Regions from separate parts of the Homo sapiens genome. Here all the other regions are linked to region 4. The links are chromatin contacts, found by Hi-C or POLR2A ChIA-PET in ENCODE. All regions are on one chromosome and are shown on one strand. The core of a region is the stretch at or near the end of the contact, and the rest is flanking DNA. Distances in the headings are between cores, read along the strand shown. Region 1 overlaps LOC124903318 (a long non-coding RNA gene). Region 2 holds the start of DLGAP5 (DLG associated protein 5). Region 3 holds the start of ATG14 (autophagy related 14). Region 4 holds the start of SAMD4A (sterile alpha motif domain containing 4A).

Region 1 (3,317 bases), core at 507-3,006, 530 kb after region 4:
CACCATGTTGGCCAGCTGGTCTCGAACTCCTGACCTCAAGTAATCTGCCTGCCTCGGCCTCCTAAAGTGCTGGGATTACAGGCGTGAGCCACCGCACCCAGCCCTATTTGTTTTTTAAAAATTTGTTTTAACACAGCAAAATTTCATCATGAAATGTTGGTAGTTTTTAAAGTTCCCCAGATGATTCTAATTGAAGCCAAGATTGCGAGACAACCATTAGCCTTGGATCCAAATAAGAACCTCCCCCACAAGTTCAGCTGTGGCCCAGTCTAGATTGTTTGGGTGGAGTTCTAAGTGGGGTATTAAATGGTCTCTTTCCCTAGACTTGTCACCTGCACATACCTCTCAAGGAGTAGTGGGGCCAGTGGTGGCCCCAGTAGGAGGCTAATCGTAAATTTGGGATCACGGCCCGAATAGTTATACATCTTACCACAGCCAGCGGCAGGTAGACTCATTAGGAAGTAGGTGTTAAAATAATCTAGGTAAAAGTCAGTGAGGGCTCGACCAGGGTCAGGGCAGCAGAGGAAGGCAGGCAGAGGCAGAACCCGCACCACTGAGCAGCTGAGGAAATCTAGGATCTACAGAGTTGGAACCAAATTCCGGAATGAATCTGGCCTGTTGTGGAGGGGATCCCAGCCCTACAGAGGCCCTGGTTGCCTGCCCGCTAGTATCTGCACAGTCTTGCTAGAGGGGATAAAAGCAGAAAGCTTAGAGGGTTTGCACTAGGAGATCCTGGCAAGAGATGCTGGTGTCTACAGGGCTCTTTAGAAGAAGGTGCTACAGCCAATTTGCTGTTGGACCAAAGGAAACAAACTAAAATTGAATAGGAAAGAGAAGAGTCAGGAGAGCAAAAGAGGTCCATCAGAAAAAGATAATGATCCCTTTATGGCCCAACATTCTGTGACCTCAGGGAAGAGTGACACAGGTGATGTGGCACTACTGGTGAGGCAGCAAGGAGCCCCCTGCTCATCAAAGTCCTTCTCCCCCCAGCTCCCTATTGCCTGTAATTCCACTATTGGGTCAATTCTATTTGGATTAATAAGCATCGCTCATTCATTATTGTCATCTGCTAAAACACAGATTCCTGAAAGGACTAACAATTTGATTAGCAACAATTTAGTGGAATTGGTTTATGATGTATTCAGCCAGTGTGAGTGCCTACTCACTAGGAAGTCAGATACAATAGAAACAAGAACTTGTCAAGGTGACTAAGAAGACTCGATTCAATTCAGAAGTATCTACTAGACATTTCCTGGTCACCTGACAAGGTAGGAAAACAGAAAAATGCATGATACTGTCACCTCCCTCAAGGAGCTTTTAGCCTTGTTGGGAGGAATTCAAGCACACCAAAGCCACAGACAGAACAAGCAACTGCTTATTAAACTGTTAACATAGTCAAGGGCCAACATGAAGAGCAGAGCTAAATGCCTTCATGTCAAAGAGCCTTTTCAGAAGCTCTCATGATTGAATCACACTGACCCTTTTCATTAGGGAGCCTGGAAAATAAGCTATTACAACCCCACTGTTATCGAAATATTAACCTGGGTGTAACTTCCTGGTTCTAAGGAACCATAGTTTCTACCCTGCACCAGAAGTCTTGCCTTTGCACTACTGAGAGTCATTAATAAGCGTTTCAGTGTGTGTAGGAGCCCACCTACCTTCTCTCTTTGTCCTCCCAACTCTGGCCATGTGCCACATCTTCTGGGTTGGCTGAGTAGTTTCACATTTACTAATCACCCACAAGACACATGGTTCCTGTCTATCTCAGTCATGCTCACAAGGAACCCTCGTGAGGAAACCTCACAAGCTCCTGTCTCGGGCTGTCACTGGAAGACAGGACTGTAACCATCAAGAAATTGGAAAAAAAGAAGCAAGATTTAGGCAGGGCATGGTGACTAGTGCCTGTAACCCCAGCACTTTGGGAAGCTGAGGCAGGAAGGATTGCTTGAGTCTAGAAGTTCGAGACCAGCCTGGGCAACATAGCATGAACCCATCTCTACCAAAAAAAAAAAAGAAAGAAAGAAAGAAGGAAGCAGCAGCAGAAGAAGCAGAAAAAGAAACAGAAGAAGAAGCAGAAGAAGAAGTGGAAGAAGCAGCAGAAGCAGAAGAAAGGAAAGAAGTATGGGCCAGGTGTGATGGCTCATGTCTGTAGTCCCAGCACTTTGAGAGGCCAAGGCAGGTATATTGCTTAAGCCTAGGAGTTTGAAACCAGTCTGGGCAACATGGTGAAACCCCACCTTTACAAAAATTACAAAAATTACAAAAATTAGCCAGGTATGGTGGTGTGCTCCTGTAGTCCTCGCTACTCTGGAGGCTGAGGTGAGAGGATCACTTGAACTTGGAAGGTGGTGGCTGCAGTGAGCCATGGTCAACCACTACACCCCAGCCTGGGCACAGAATGAGACCTTGTGTCAAAAAAAAACAAAACAAAACAAAACAAAAAAACAAAAAAAAAAACTATAAGTCACAAGGGTGTATCTATTTATAAAAAATTGTTGAATTGTATACTTAGGACTTGTGCATTTCTATATATATAAATTTTACCTTTAAAAATGTGAGCAGGCCAGGCACGATGGCTCATGCCTGTAGTCCCAGAGCTTTGGTAGGCCAAGGCAGGCGGATCACCTGAGGTCAGGAGTTTGAGACCAGCCTAGCCAACATGGTGAAACCCCATCTCTACTAAAAATACAAAAAATTAGCAGGGCGTGGTGGCAGGCACCTGTAGTCCCAGCTACTCGGGAAGCTGAGGCAGGAGAATTGCTTGAACCCAGGAGGCAGAGGTTGTGGTGAGCCAAGATCACACCATTGCACTCCAGCCTGGGCGACAAGAGCGAGACTTTGTCTCAAAAAAAAAAAAAAAAAAAAAAGGTTAGCAAATTGAACTCTGGTTAGGTTTACTTTTAGCAGTGCTATGGACTAGCAATTCTGAAACTACATTCTGTGTATTCTTGAGCTTAAGTCTAAGGGGAACCAGATTTTTCACTGTTGGGGAAAGAAGTTACAAATATGGAAAGTTTATTACATTGGAACTGGAGTTAATCAGTAGGAATTCATATTTTCTAATATACATCTATGTCTCTATAGCTATTTCTGTGTGTATATATGTGTGTGTATAATCTATTGCCTAATCCTGTCTGCTGACAGGGCCTACAAGCAACGACACACCAATAGGAATGAGCATGTAAGCACCCAGGTCTTGGTTTCTAAATATCATGCTTCACTAAAGGAACCAGGGATCCTTGAGAAATGGTTTATTCCAAAGCTGGAGCAGGAAAAGCTGGAGAGGATTAGCCTGAAACATCTTGTGCCAAAATGTA
Region 2 (3,760 bases), core at 1,122-3,621, 620 kb after region 4:
GAATTTTCATTATTTAAAAAATTAAGATTACAGTTCATTTCCTGTCCCACTTCAGGGCCTTCTGAAATAAAAATATAAAATGTGCAATGAAATAAATATGTAACACTGAAAAGTGAGAAGAAGATTATCAGAGAATAAGAAGCTACCTATTTGGGGGTTTTAAATAGGAACTTGCTTGACCAGTGAAGAGAAAGCCAGTAAGTGATAGTCCAGAATAAAAGAGGCTCTGGGCTTACCACAGAGAACACTGCAAAAAGAAAAGCGTGAAATAAAGGTGAAAATAGGTTAAGTGAAGGACCATGTACACAAGGGTTTCCTTACCCATGATGAGGAATGCAGGTAGTCTAACATTTCTTCTAAAGCCAAAAGAAAACCAAAAACAAACAAAAACCCCACACCAGGTACCTATTAGTCATATAGGGATAATCAATAGGCAACCGGATACAGATAGAGTTGGATAGAGAGGCACAGGGCAAAGTATGTGGAAAGGAACAAGGAGCTTCCATGCTCTCTCAGGTAGCACCACTGTTTAGGAACCTTCATGTATTCACCTAAGAAGCTCTCCAAACACAGGTGTTTTTTTTTGGTTTTTATGGCAGCTTCATTACATAAGCATGAGTGATTAAATCATTGACCACTGGTGATCAAGTCAACCTTCAGCTCCTCTCCCCTCCCCAGAGGTTGTGAGGTGGGGCTGAAAATGCCAACTCTCGAGAAATCCTGCCTTGGTCTGTCTAGTGACCAGCCCCAATCCTGAAGCTATTTAGAGGCATCCAGCTATCAGTCAATCATTAGCATACAAAAAGGTACCACTTTGAAGACTCCAAGGATTTTAGTAGTTGTTTGCCAGAAAACAGAACAAGACCAAATATATAGTTCACAATAACCCTATCAGTTTGCTCCATTATTTTCATCCATACAAGAAATCATACAGTTTAGGCCGGCACGGTGGCTTAGGCCTGTAATCCTACCACTTTGGGAGGTCGAGGCAGGACTGCTTGAGCCCAGGAGTTTGAGACCAGCCTGGGCAACATAACACGACCCCGTCTCTATAAATTTTAAAAAAGAAAAGCCATACACACACACACACACACACACACACGCACAAAATCATATAGTTTAATTGGCACATGCCTTTTTCTTGGAAAGATCTTTGAGAATGTATTCAAGCAAAACAAAAGAGGACAATAAAGACGACGTCAGTAGATCCAACTAGGGAGAACAAAGAAAATTAGAAAGTTTGAGGGGGTCACCTGTGTAGCTGGTATAGAGAACTACCAAGCCAAACTGGAGAAAGGATACTGATTCTCAGAAGTCTTGGCAGTTAAAAAACAAAAACAAAAAAAGGTAAGGGGGAGGCTCTGTGATAGACACACTATGGTATATTCTTCAACAAGAATTAACTAAATCCACTAGAAAACTCCAGATAATAGAAAAATTGGCACAAGTAATGCAATACATTGTTACATGATTCTAAGCAATCAACAAAATATAAAAAACGAGAATCTGTCTGACCTGCATGCTAATAACATTCTCCTCTAAGACCCAAGGAAAGTGACAATGGACTGTGCTTTTCATAAAGAACTGTCTTCTACTATTTATCTCCTGCAATATTAATTCGCTAAAGATTGAAGAAAAATTAAGACTTATGTATTAAATACAGGATAGCACTATCCACAGCAAGAGAAAGAGCGAGCGAGGACAACATTAAAGGTACAATTATCAGAATAACCCTGAAAGGTAGTTAACTATTATCGCTCTCATACAGATGAGGTCAATTAACTGCTCACATTAGCATATCTAAAAGGTGGTGAAGCTGGGATCCCAAGCAAGGCAGCCCTGGCTCCACACACACCTAAATTTTGTTTGGCTGAGTGGCGTTTCCTCCAGCTTGAAAGTCCAGAATGCGTTAATCTTGCTTGACTAGAGGTTCTCAACCGGGCGTTTTTAGTTGCCATGGGACCTGGGAAGAGCTACGGGAATTTAATGTCGGAGCTAGTGAAGAACAGTTTCACCCCAAAGGTCAATTACGCCCCGGTGGTGAAACGCTGACTATTACAGAGGTCAGGGCAAACATATGGACTCTTCTAAAGGCTCGCATTATCAGCTTCGGGAAGGGCAGGTAACACGGTCCTAAAGGAGCCTGCCTCTGACTTGCTCCCGCTCGCAGCCCCCGGTCCTCAGACCCTTCTAGACCTTCAACGGAAGCGGGCCAGTGTTCTCCGTCCAGCTCTCCAGCACCCACCTACCTGAGCCACCTTCTAGCGTGAAACCTCAACCAAACAAAAAGTAAAGAACACTCGGTCTGGACGACCACCGCCGACTCCGAAGCAGGAACCCTCACAACCCGAGCCTCCACGAAATTCAAACTTGCCGCACCGAGCCGCTGATTGGAGGGGCTTTAACCAACACTTCCGGGGAAGATCCCACCCCTTCCACTCAACGAGGCTTGCGATTGGTTTGCTCCGTGCGATATTTGAATTGATTGAAAGGTGAAGGGCCAGTTCAAAAGATGGGTGAGAGAGGGAAAATAGGCGGGACCGCGACGCGGGATGAGAAGGAGTGGAGCAGTCGGGGCGCTCACGTCAGGTGAAGGGCGGGAGTGGGCGGTGGAGCCCGAGGGGTGAGGCTGGGTCCCTGGCAAAGCTGGGCTGCGGGAAATCTCCCCCAGAGCTCGCAAGGCTTTTTTTTTTTTTCTTTTTTCTTTTTTTTGAGACAAGGTCTCTGTCCCTTAGGCTGGAGTATAGTGGGCACCGACCACTGCTCACTGCAGCCTTGAGCTGCTGTGTTCAAACCATCCTCCCACCTCAGCCTCCCGAGTAGCTGGGACTATAGGCGCGCACCACTACGCCTGGCTAACTTTAAAAAAATTCCGTAGAGACAGGGCCTCACTACGTTGACCAAGCTGGATTCAGGGCTTTTTAATGTCCTTGTTTAGTCACAGAATCTAGCAGACCTTCTTGGAATGTTTTCTTTACTAGACGTTTTAAAGAAAAGGCTTACCCCAATTATCAAATCCTTACATAGTTTAGCGTTACTTTTCAACGTCGCCAGCCCCCCTCCCCTTTTTTTTCTTTTTTAGTTCATTTTTTGTTGAGGCGAAGTTTTCGTATACAGTGAAAATAATAGTTTTTCCCCCCCAGTGGACAATTTGATGAGTTTGGTAAATGTAAACAGCTGTGTAACTACCACCCAATCAGGACGTAGAGCATTTCCATCACTCAGAAGAGTGGCCTGTTTCTTTCCTGTCCATCTCCCACCACATCAGCAACCACTCCTCTTATTTCTAGCACTATAAAAATGAAGGTGATAGGTACTCTTTTGGGTCTGCGTGAACCAGAAGTTAGTAGTGTTTGTTATTGAGAGGCATTCCATTGAATACTTTATGCATTCACCAGTTGATGGATTTGTATTGCTTTCAATTTTTGGTGATGATGAGCAAAGTTGCTATAACCATTCTCGTACAAGTCCTTGTGGGCATATTTTATTTATCTTGAGGAAATACAGGAGTGGAATTTCTGGGTCATTCTGGGTATGTTTAACTTAAAATTTTTTTTTTTTTTTAGAAGCAGGGTCTCTCCGTCCCCCAGGCTAGAGAGCAGTGGCACAATCATAGCTCATTGCAGCCTTGGCCTCTTGAATAGCTGGGACTATAGGCGGGTGCCGTCACCCATGTCTAACTTTGTAAGGAATTGCCAAGCAGTTTTCCAAAGTGGTTGTACCATTTTACAATTCCCACCAGCCACATATAAGAGTTCCA
Region 3 (3,662 bases), core at 5-2,504, 840 kb after region 4:
GAAATACTAAGAACTCAAAACATTCCCAAATATAGAGGATATAAAGTCTAGTGGTTAAGTGCGGGTACATAGGTCCAAGCTGTCTGAATTTTAATTCTTGTACCAACACTTAACTATTTGTGTGACCTGGGGCAAAGCACTTACTGTGCAGCTTCCTAATAAGTTGGGGATAAGTCATTCGGTTGTTGCGAATGAATTAATACCTGAATTTTTGTGCTCAGAATGCTAGCTATCTTACTATCATTGACTATCATTGACACTAAATTGTTGAAACATAAGTTGAGAGTGGGAGATCCTGCAGCTAATCACACTAATTTTTCAATTTTCTTAACCAAGAACTTGTAGCTGTTTAGATTTCGAAATGAAACCAAAACATTTTCCTAAAGGCAATTCTCTTAACTAAAAGCATGCAGCTCCCAATCTGAATTTTAAAACAAGGCCAAAACACGTTCCCAAATTCCTAAGAATCTAAAATAATCTTTAGAGGCAGGGAGGGGAAAGGGGCGTTAACAGCAAGCCTCAATTCACACATTAGAGTAAGCATGTCTGATAACAAAGTCCATCTGTGACAGACTACCAGGCCCAAATCCCTCTAAAGCAGTTATTTGATTCTCTTCTACTCTCTCCTCTAGAGAATGAGTATAAATATGCTTTCGAAAATAGAAAGCCAAGCTTTTGAATGGGAGTACATACAGCAAAGAGCTGGGAATCTAACTTAATGGCAGCAACGGGAAAACTTCTCCAGAGAGTCACCACTTATTCCTTTTTTCCCCAGTGACCAAGAGCACCGTGGGGTCAAACTCCTCTTGGGTGGGTGATGGGGAAACGGCGACCTTCCCTCATCTGGCCCCTACGCTGTCCTCTGGTAGCAAAGCTCCGGTGCAGAGCAGCTAGCTACACTCCCTCTCTCTCGCTCCTCTCGCTGGTATCTGGTGCCCGGACGGGGAGCCCCAGGTTCCAGCCTTCGGCTGCCTGGCTGGAGGACACACAGCAGAAGAAACAATAGGGCCGTGGCGGCCGCCGTACCTCTCCCGGTCGCGGCCGTCGAAGTAGACGAAATCGCCGCTCTGAACGCATTTGGCGCAGGTCAGCCGCCGGCGGGTAGTGTTGCACAGCGGGCAGCGCTCCACAGCCACGTACAGCCCCTCCGCATCGTCCACGGAGTCCACCAGGTCCCGGGCGAGCGGCCGGGGCCCGCAGCCAGGAGCCTCCAGCGCCCGGGCTCCCTTCCCACTGGGAGACGCCATGATGGCCTGAGAGGAGAGCCAGTCACGTGGGATTTTGTTTTCAACCGGGTGCATTCTGGGCCAGGAGGAGGGGCCTGGGGAAGGGGGGCTGGGATGCCGGCGAGCCCCCGGACCCCTCCGCCGCCGCGTGTTCCTGTCCCGGGCACTGTTGTTTTTCCGGTCTGCTGAGGGGCAACAGGTCCCGAAGCAGGGGGAGAGTTATATTAGAGGGGCTAGTCGGCCAAACAAAATGTCATCTGCTGGCTCAGGCCAAGACTACGAGTTAAAGCCTCAAACTTGTGCAGAAAATTGTAATACCATACCCTAAGGATTCTGGGAAAACGGAATGGGAGCGGAATAAGGGAATTTAACTTGCTGTGGATGCTTTAAAATCTGGCTAAACTACAGCAAACAAAGTAGGGTGAAGGGGCTGGGTCTTGGAACTAGGTTGAATTTTGGCTCACTCACCTGCTTAATAGCTGTGTGACTTGGGGCAAGTTCCTTAATCTCTCTGCGCCTGTTCTCTCGTGTTAAATGGATAGAATTATAGTACCCATCTAATGCCGTGAGGATTAATATGGTTAATAGTATTATACTTTACCAATAGTGAAAACAACCAAAGTGAACGTGCAAAATCAGAATTGTATCCTTCTGAAAAGTTAATCACGTGGCTAACGTACCTTCCCTACCCTGGGCCATGCTCTAAGAGAATTTGAACTAGGTAGATGGTTAGGACTTCCCTTCAAGTTTCTTTTGGTGGATAGGGGATATATAAGGTGATGTGTTGGGAGGATCATATCAGAGTAATTAGTGTTTGAATATGCCTCTAAACTACAGAGAAAAGTGAGTTTATAGGTGAGATTAAATAGACCAGTGATTCTCAAGGATGATTTTACTAGGCTATCTACTGATAAACTGCCCTGAATTCTCTCTCTAGCCAGGATTCCTTTCTCAAGTTCCATACCCAAAGATCCAGAACTACTTACTAGGTATCAGGTGACATTCCAGGACACCACAAACTCAAAGTGTTGGAAACTGACTTCTGCCTCCCTACAAACCTGTTTTCTTACTTTGGTAAAGGACGTAATCACTGATGATTTACAGCCAAGAGCCATGATTCATATTAGCCCGTCCCTCCCTGTTAATCTCCACATCACCATCGAAAACTGGTGATTCTACAAGCTAATTAGGTCTTGAATCTGAGCCCTTTGCTCCTCCGTCTTCTTAATCTTACCCAGTCTTTTTAAATACAAATCACGTAGGATTACAAAAACAAGCAAAAGCAAAAATTCTCTATATTCAGAATACAGTTTACACTAAACTTGAATGGTTCCTGAAAGTTTAAGATTTATTTTTAAGTGAGAAGTCTTTCTCTCTGATCATTTCAAACAAAAGGATTATTTTTTAAGGTCTCGGGCTTATGTTTCATTTGTATTCAGACAGGATCCTTCACAGTGCTTAATACCTAATGATCAGGATCAACTGTTCAATATTTTAAAAGGCAAAAAATACACATTAATTCCTATCGTGCTAGATGATATCACAGATAGTATCTAGCTTATGCAGTTATTTGAAACTCCTATATGTTGCTATATATTTTCAGAGAACGCATATTAATGTATTACTTAACAGCAGAGCACTGAGGTTTTTGGATACAAAATGTAGTTTAAATATTTCTTTAAGGGGAGGGGGCGGCGCCACACTTCTCAATGAAGAGAAACATTTGTACAGTTCAGAATTTTTTTTGACACCTATTATGCCATGAACTCATAGGGAATAGGTTCCAGCAGCCCAGGCTCCCTCCATTGGTTCTAAGTGCTTGTCTGGGTGGAGCAGGCTGGCGCTTCAGTTGAACTCAGACACCTCTCCCTTTGACGTCTTTTTCTGATTATTTACCTTCACGCGTTTCAGGAAACTTACTTGGCTCTTAGAGTGCCAAGGCCCAGGCAGATGGATCAACTGAGGTCAGGAGTTCAAGACCAGCCTGGCTCAGTAAGCACATTCATTCTCTTGGCAAAAATCTTGCCCTTGTTTACAATGCCAACAGCATGCTGGGTAACACTGTAGACTCTTCCAGCTTTGCTGTGGTAACATTTGCGGAGCACTCCTTTTTGAAAAGCAGCCATTCCCTTGATGTCTACAATATCACCTTTTTCGTAGATTCGCATGTATGTGGCCAAAGGAACAACTCCATCTTTTCTAAAAGGCCTAGAGAACATGTATCAGGTGCCTCACCTCTTTCCCTTTGTGTTCGTCATTTTGGCAAATTACTGGAAGATGGCCCTTCCGGCTAAAAGGAAACGCATTGAGTCTTCATGATGCTACAATATCATTCTAGTGAGACCCTAAATCTCTCAAATTTTGAAATGTTTACTTGTTCAGTTTTTAAAATAACACAAAAGGAGTCATTTTGAATAAGAATTTTTCTTCGTTTCT
Region 4 (3,735 bases), core at 52-2,551:
CTCTTCCCCGAACTTCTTCGTTCCTCTCGGAGGTTCCTTCTACCCGACCCCTCTGCGCCACCAGCTCCTCCCACTCCGCTCCCCTCCCCTTTTTCTGGTCCCCACTTAGGAATCCGTCCCCCCGCCCTGCGCCGGGTCCGGGGTTCCTCCCCCCGGCTCCCCCCGCGTGCCGTCGCCGCCGCCCGGGTTCCTCTCCCCCCGCTCGGGCGCTCCCTGCCAAGCCCATGATGTAATGGTGTATGTTAATCAGTAGCATGTGGGGAGCTCCGGCTCGGGCGGCTCAGTCCTCCGCGAGCCGACACTGGAGGCAGCAGCAGCGGCGGCTGCAGCGGCCCCGACTCGAAGCACCGCACTCTCCCCGCGCCGCCCGCCCCGACGGCATGGCCCGCGGCCGGCGCTCCGGGCGCCCCCAACCCCGCTGAGAGCCGCCGCGGCCCCGGACCCGCGCAAGGGCCCCCGAGCCGCCGGGATGAGCCGCGCCGAGGTGAGCGCTCCCTCCCTACGGCCCTCGGCGGGGGACCCGCGGGTCACTGGGGGTCCCCTCCCCGGGGGCTTCCCCCTCCGCCCGAGAAGTTCTGGGAGCCGGAAGCAGCGTGTTGTTGGAAGCTAGCGGCTCCTTGAAGGCTGAGTCGCTGGGTTCTCCTCCCCGCCGGCGGCGGCCACGAGAACCGGGATGGGACTGGGGGAACCCCCGCAGCCGAACTTTCTTTGCTGTCGTTGGGGGGCGTGTGCCTGCGGCGCCGATCCGCATTCCCCGCGGGGCCGCCCCGCTGGCCGAAGGGAGCAGCGCTGCGGACCCCGGCCGTCCCCTCGCGGGGCGTGTGCCCAGCGCTGTGCCGCCCTCGGCCTGCGACGCGCGGGCGAGGCTCCGGGCCGGACAGACCAGCCCGTAGGCGGCGGCGGCAGGATGCCTGCCACACACGCGCGCACACACACACGCACACGCGCGCGCACAGTGACCGCTCCGGCCGGAGCAGGCCCAGGGAGACCTCCCGGGTGGGCTGGTGCGGCGCGGCGCGGGGGAGCCGGGGCTCTGGGTTGCGCCGCCGCCCGCTGGGCGCGGAGCTTTGGGTGGAGAGAGTTTATTTTTGTCTCGAGCTGCTGCCGCGGCTGCTCACGGCCTAAATCCAGAGGGGCGCCTGGCGGTGGAGATGCTGGCTGTTGCTGTAGATGGAGCTGCAGCCGCTCGGCTGCTTCTCTGGGAGGAGGAGGAGGAGTAAGAGGAGGAGGAAGGAACTCGGGCTGCCGCTGCCTCCGCCTCTGCTTTGCATTAGCTCCCACCCCCACCCCCGCGCCCCTTCGCAGCCGCATTGCAAGTTTTCTGCGCGGGGAAGATCTGTTGCTGGTGCTGGCGTTCTTAAGCACGGCGCCCGAGGCCACCCCAGGCGGGCCGTGAGGGGAGCACCAGCCGTTGGCAGCGGCAGCAACAGGAAGCCGCGGGGTCTCCTCCCGCACCTGGGAAGCAGGCTTCTCGCTGTTACCCGGTGGGGAATAGCCCATCTCCCACATCGGGTGCGGAGGGGGCGGAGGGGGCGGCTGGATTTCGGCGAACCCAACCTTCCGCGGGACGCCCCCTCCCCTGGCCCCAGCACCCTCTGATGCCCTCGTCCCCCCAGGGCGCGCTCCTCCGCTAGCCGAGGTCTCACTGCAGCTCTTTCTCTCCTTCCAGTGGTGATCGCCGCTCGGGAATGCGGGCGTGAAGGGTCCGAGTTGCCGCCCAGCGGGGAGGAGACCCCAGGACGCCGGAAATCACCATCCCAAAGCTGCAAGAAGGGGGGAGAAAGCATTCTTCATTCAGTTGTGTGCCTTGTGGGGGATTTTTAAAAAGTCGTTTTTTTTTTTAAAGAAACATTTCCGTGCTACTGTCTGTCATCGTCTCTGGGGAAATCAGCCAGAACCACCGGAACGTAACTGAAACCAGACAAGAGAGGCAGGAGCCCAGGCAGTACCTGCAGCGTCCGGGCACCAGAGCCACCTTGGAACAGGAACGCGTCTCCGGCCGCGGGGCTGCGGCTCCGCCAAACTTTGGGGCGGGCGGGGCGGGCTGGGGCGCCCAGGGGGCTCTGTAGACCGAGGGCGGCCCCCTAACCATGATGTTTCGCGACCAGGTCGGGGTGCTGGCGGGCTGGTTTAAGGGCTGGAACGAGTGCGAGCAGACTGTTGCGCTGCTGTCGCTGCTCAAGCGCGTGAGCCAGACCCAGGCCCGCTTCCTCCAGCTCTGCCTGGAGCACTCGCTGGCCGACTGCGCCGAGCTGCACGTCCTCGAACGCGAGGCCAACAGCCCCGGTAAGTGTGCGGCGGCCGCCGCCGCCGTCCCGCCTGCCCAACCCCCGCTCCTCCCTCCGCTTCTCTGCCTCGGGCCAGGCCGAGGCCAGTCCCTGCCAGCCGCGCCGGGACCTGGACGGCGTGGCCCCGAGGCCCTCGGAATCCACCCCCTCCGGGTGTCCCCCCACTACCGCCCCCCACCTACTTACCTCCGCCGGCCGCTTTGGGATTTTGCCCACTGTGAACTCCGTCAGCCCTTTCCGTGTGGTAGCTACGGTAGCATGAATGATTGATTTTTCTCTCATGCAGTTTCCTGGGAAATAAGTAAGTCAGGTCACGTAGAGTCTGGATTTTCTGGGTGTGTGTGTTTTTTCCTTCCTCCTCCTTCTTTTGGGCAACGTGGCTCGCTGGATTTCAGCAACACATGATAGATGCCCGGGACTGCCCTTCAGAAGCCAAGCTTGGATAAGGCTGTGTGAGGAGTACATGAAAATCCAATTTTATTATTCATTTTTCCCCACAGATATTCTGGTTTTAGAGCTTCGTCTTCAGAATAATATGCAGGTGACGCTAGAGACTAGTAAAATGACATTTGCAGCATATATATATATATATATATATATATATATATATATATATATATATATATAATGCGGTTAAGCTTACTGCTCGTGACATTATCCATATTGATACGGATCTTGTAGAAAAAAAGGGTCTTGGAGAAAGGACAGGCATGAAGTGGGTTACTTAATGCTTTTCGTTAGGAAACTTTACTGAATAGAACAGAATCGTTTCATATTACCCTGCTAGTATTTACAGACACCTCAACTAGTATGGAAAGTGAATATAGTCGAAAGGTCCAGCAGTTTCCTATTTGCTAGCGTGGGTGGTGACAGACTGAAATTATATCCTGGAGGGTAGGAGGAGGCTGGGGGATGGGGGGAAAGTCTGATGGTTGTGATTTTGGATAGGGGGAAATTCTTTAGTTCATGCTGCTGCAGGAGGGTGAACAGAGTCCCCAGTGTTTATGCAGAGAAAAGAATGCAGGGTCCTCTTCCAGCTGTTCCATGTTGGAGCTGCGAGCCTGCAAAGCTCAGCAGAGGTCTGGGCTGCCATTTGATGACAAGGTCCAGTCCAGGGCAGTGGGGCCTGGGAGACACTAAAGTGAGTGTGCCTTCAGAGCAGCAAGAAGCGAGCCGGCCTACTCATTCCTCCTCCCTAGTATGGTGTGCACGATGGTGAAAACACTAGAATGGGATGCTTCCATATATAGAATCATAGGGTGGAAGTGACCGCTGGAAATCTTCACAGTTCTTTTCCTGACCAGACAGGACTGCACCCGAAAGATCCTGCATGGCCAAGTATGGAGGGCCACATTGAGGGAGATTCCATTGAGCCCGAGCCTCCCAGCTCACACCAGGACTCACTGGGGTGGCGATGACAGGGCCCCCTTTGGTTGAGCTCCACGTT

What was found. Hi-C counts contacts between places; a loop is a spot of excess contacts on that map. ChIA-PET counts read pairs that join two places held with the same protein, here RNA polymerase II (POLR2A). Pooled maps may share reads with other maps.
Region 1: a loop to region 4 is called in a map of CD4-positive, alpha-beta memory T cell, with 6 times the contacts of the local background. The contact joins the enhancer-like site here to the promoter of SAMD4A in region 4. A Hi-C loop is called at or near these places in 1 of 168 maps with a recorded cell type or tissue (CD4-positive, alpha-beta memory T cell), 2 of 37 single-sample maps with no recorded cell type and 9 of 50 pooled maps. POLR2A ChIA-PET finds 5 or more read pairs at or near these places in 1 of 52 experiments (MCF 10A).
Region 2: a loop to region 4 is called in a map of B cell, with 35 times the contacts of the local background. The contact joins the promoter of DLGAP5 here to the promoter of SAMD4A in region 4. A Hi-C loop is called at or near these places in 1 of 168 maps with a recorded cell type or tissue (B cell) and 7 of 50 pooled maps. POLR2A ChIA-PET finds 5 or more read pairs at or near these places in 1 of 52 experiments (GM12878).
Region 3: a loop to region 4 is called in a map of CD8-positive, alpha-beta T cell, with 8 times the contacts of the local background. The contact joins the promoter of ATG14 here to the promoter of SAMD4A in region 4. A Hi-C loop is called at or near these places in 2 of 168 maps with a recorded cell type or tissue (CD8-positive, alpha-beta T cell and PC-9) and 7 of 50 pooled maps. POLR2A ChIA-PET finds 5 or more read pairs at or near these places in 1 of 52 experiments (T-cell).

The regions. Positions count from the first base shown.
Region 1 is chr14:55,096,740-55,100,056 of GRCh38, forward strand. All of the region lies in intron 1 of LOC124903318 (a long non-coding RNA gene), which reads right to left. Among named protein-coding and RNA genes, the nearest start is that of LGALS3, 31 kb to the right of the region's middle. RefSeq lists an enhancer at 1,965-2,064. Within about 2 kb of position 1,757, at least 18 of the 41 ENCODE cell types and tissues checked have a DNase peak (open chromatin) inside an H3K27ac peak, as active enhancers do.
Region 2 is chr14:55,189,214-55,192,973 of GRCh38, forward strand. DLGAP5 (DLG associated protein 5) reads right to left here and starts at 2,372. Exons shown (of 19, transcript NM_014750.5): 1 at 2,250-2,372. LOC105370508 (a long non-coding RNA gene) reads left to right here and starts at 2,460. Exons shown (of 2, transcript XR_943888.3): 1 at 2,460-2,589. RefSeq lists enhancers at 1,562-2,115, 2,116-2,668.
Region 3 is chr14:55,410,576-55,414,237 of GRCh38, forward strand. ATG14 (autophagy related 14) reads right to left here and starts at 1,255. Exons shown (of 10, transcript NM_014924.5): 1 at 1,027-1,255. The coding sequence starts at 1,247. It overlaps TBPL2 (TATA-box binding protein like 2), which reads right to left. Exons shown (of 7, transcript NM_199047.3): 7 at 3,635-3,662. It also overlaps a transcript of FBXO34 not described here and the pseudogene RPL21P6. RefSeq lists a silencer at 1,245-1,544.
Region 4 is chr14:54,565,827-54,569,561 of GRCh38, forward strand. SAMD4A (sterile alpha motif domain containing 4A) reads left to right here and starts at 1,302. Exons shown (of 13, transcript NM_015589.6): 1 at 1,302-1,512; 2 at 1,670-2,286. The coding sequence starts at 2,091. RefSeq lists silencers at 84-213, 774-823, 944-1,133, 1,974-2,033, 2,274-2,333.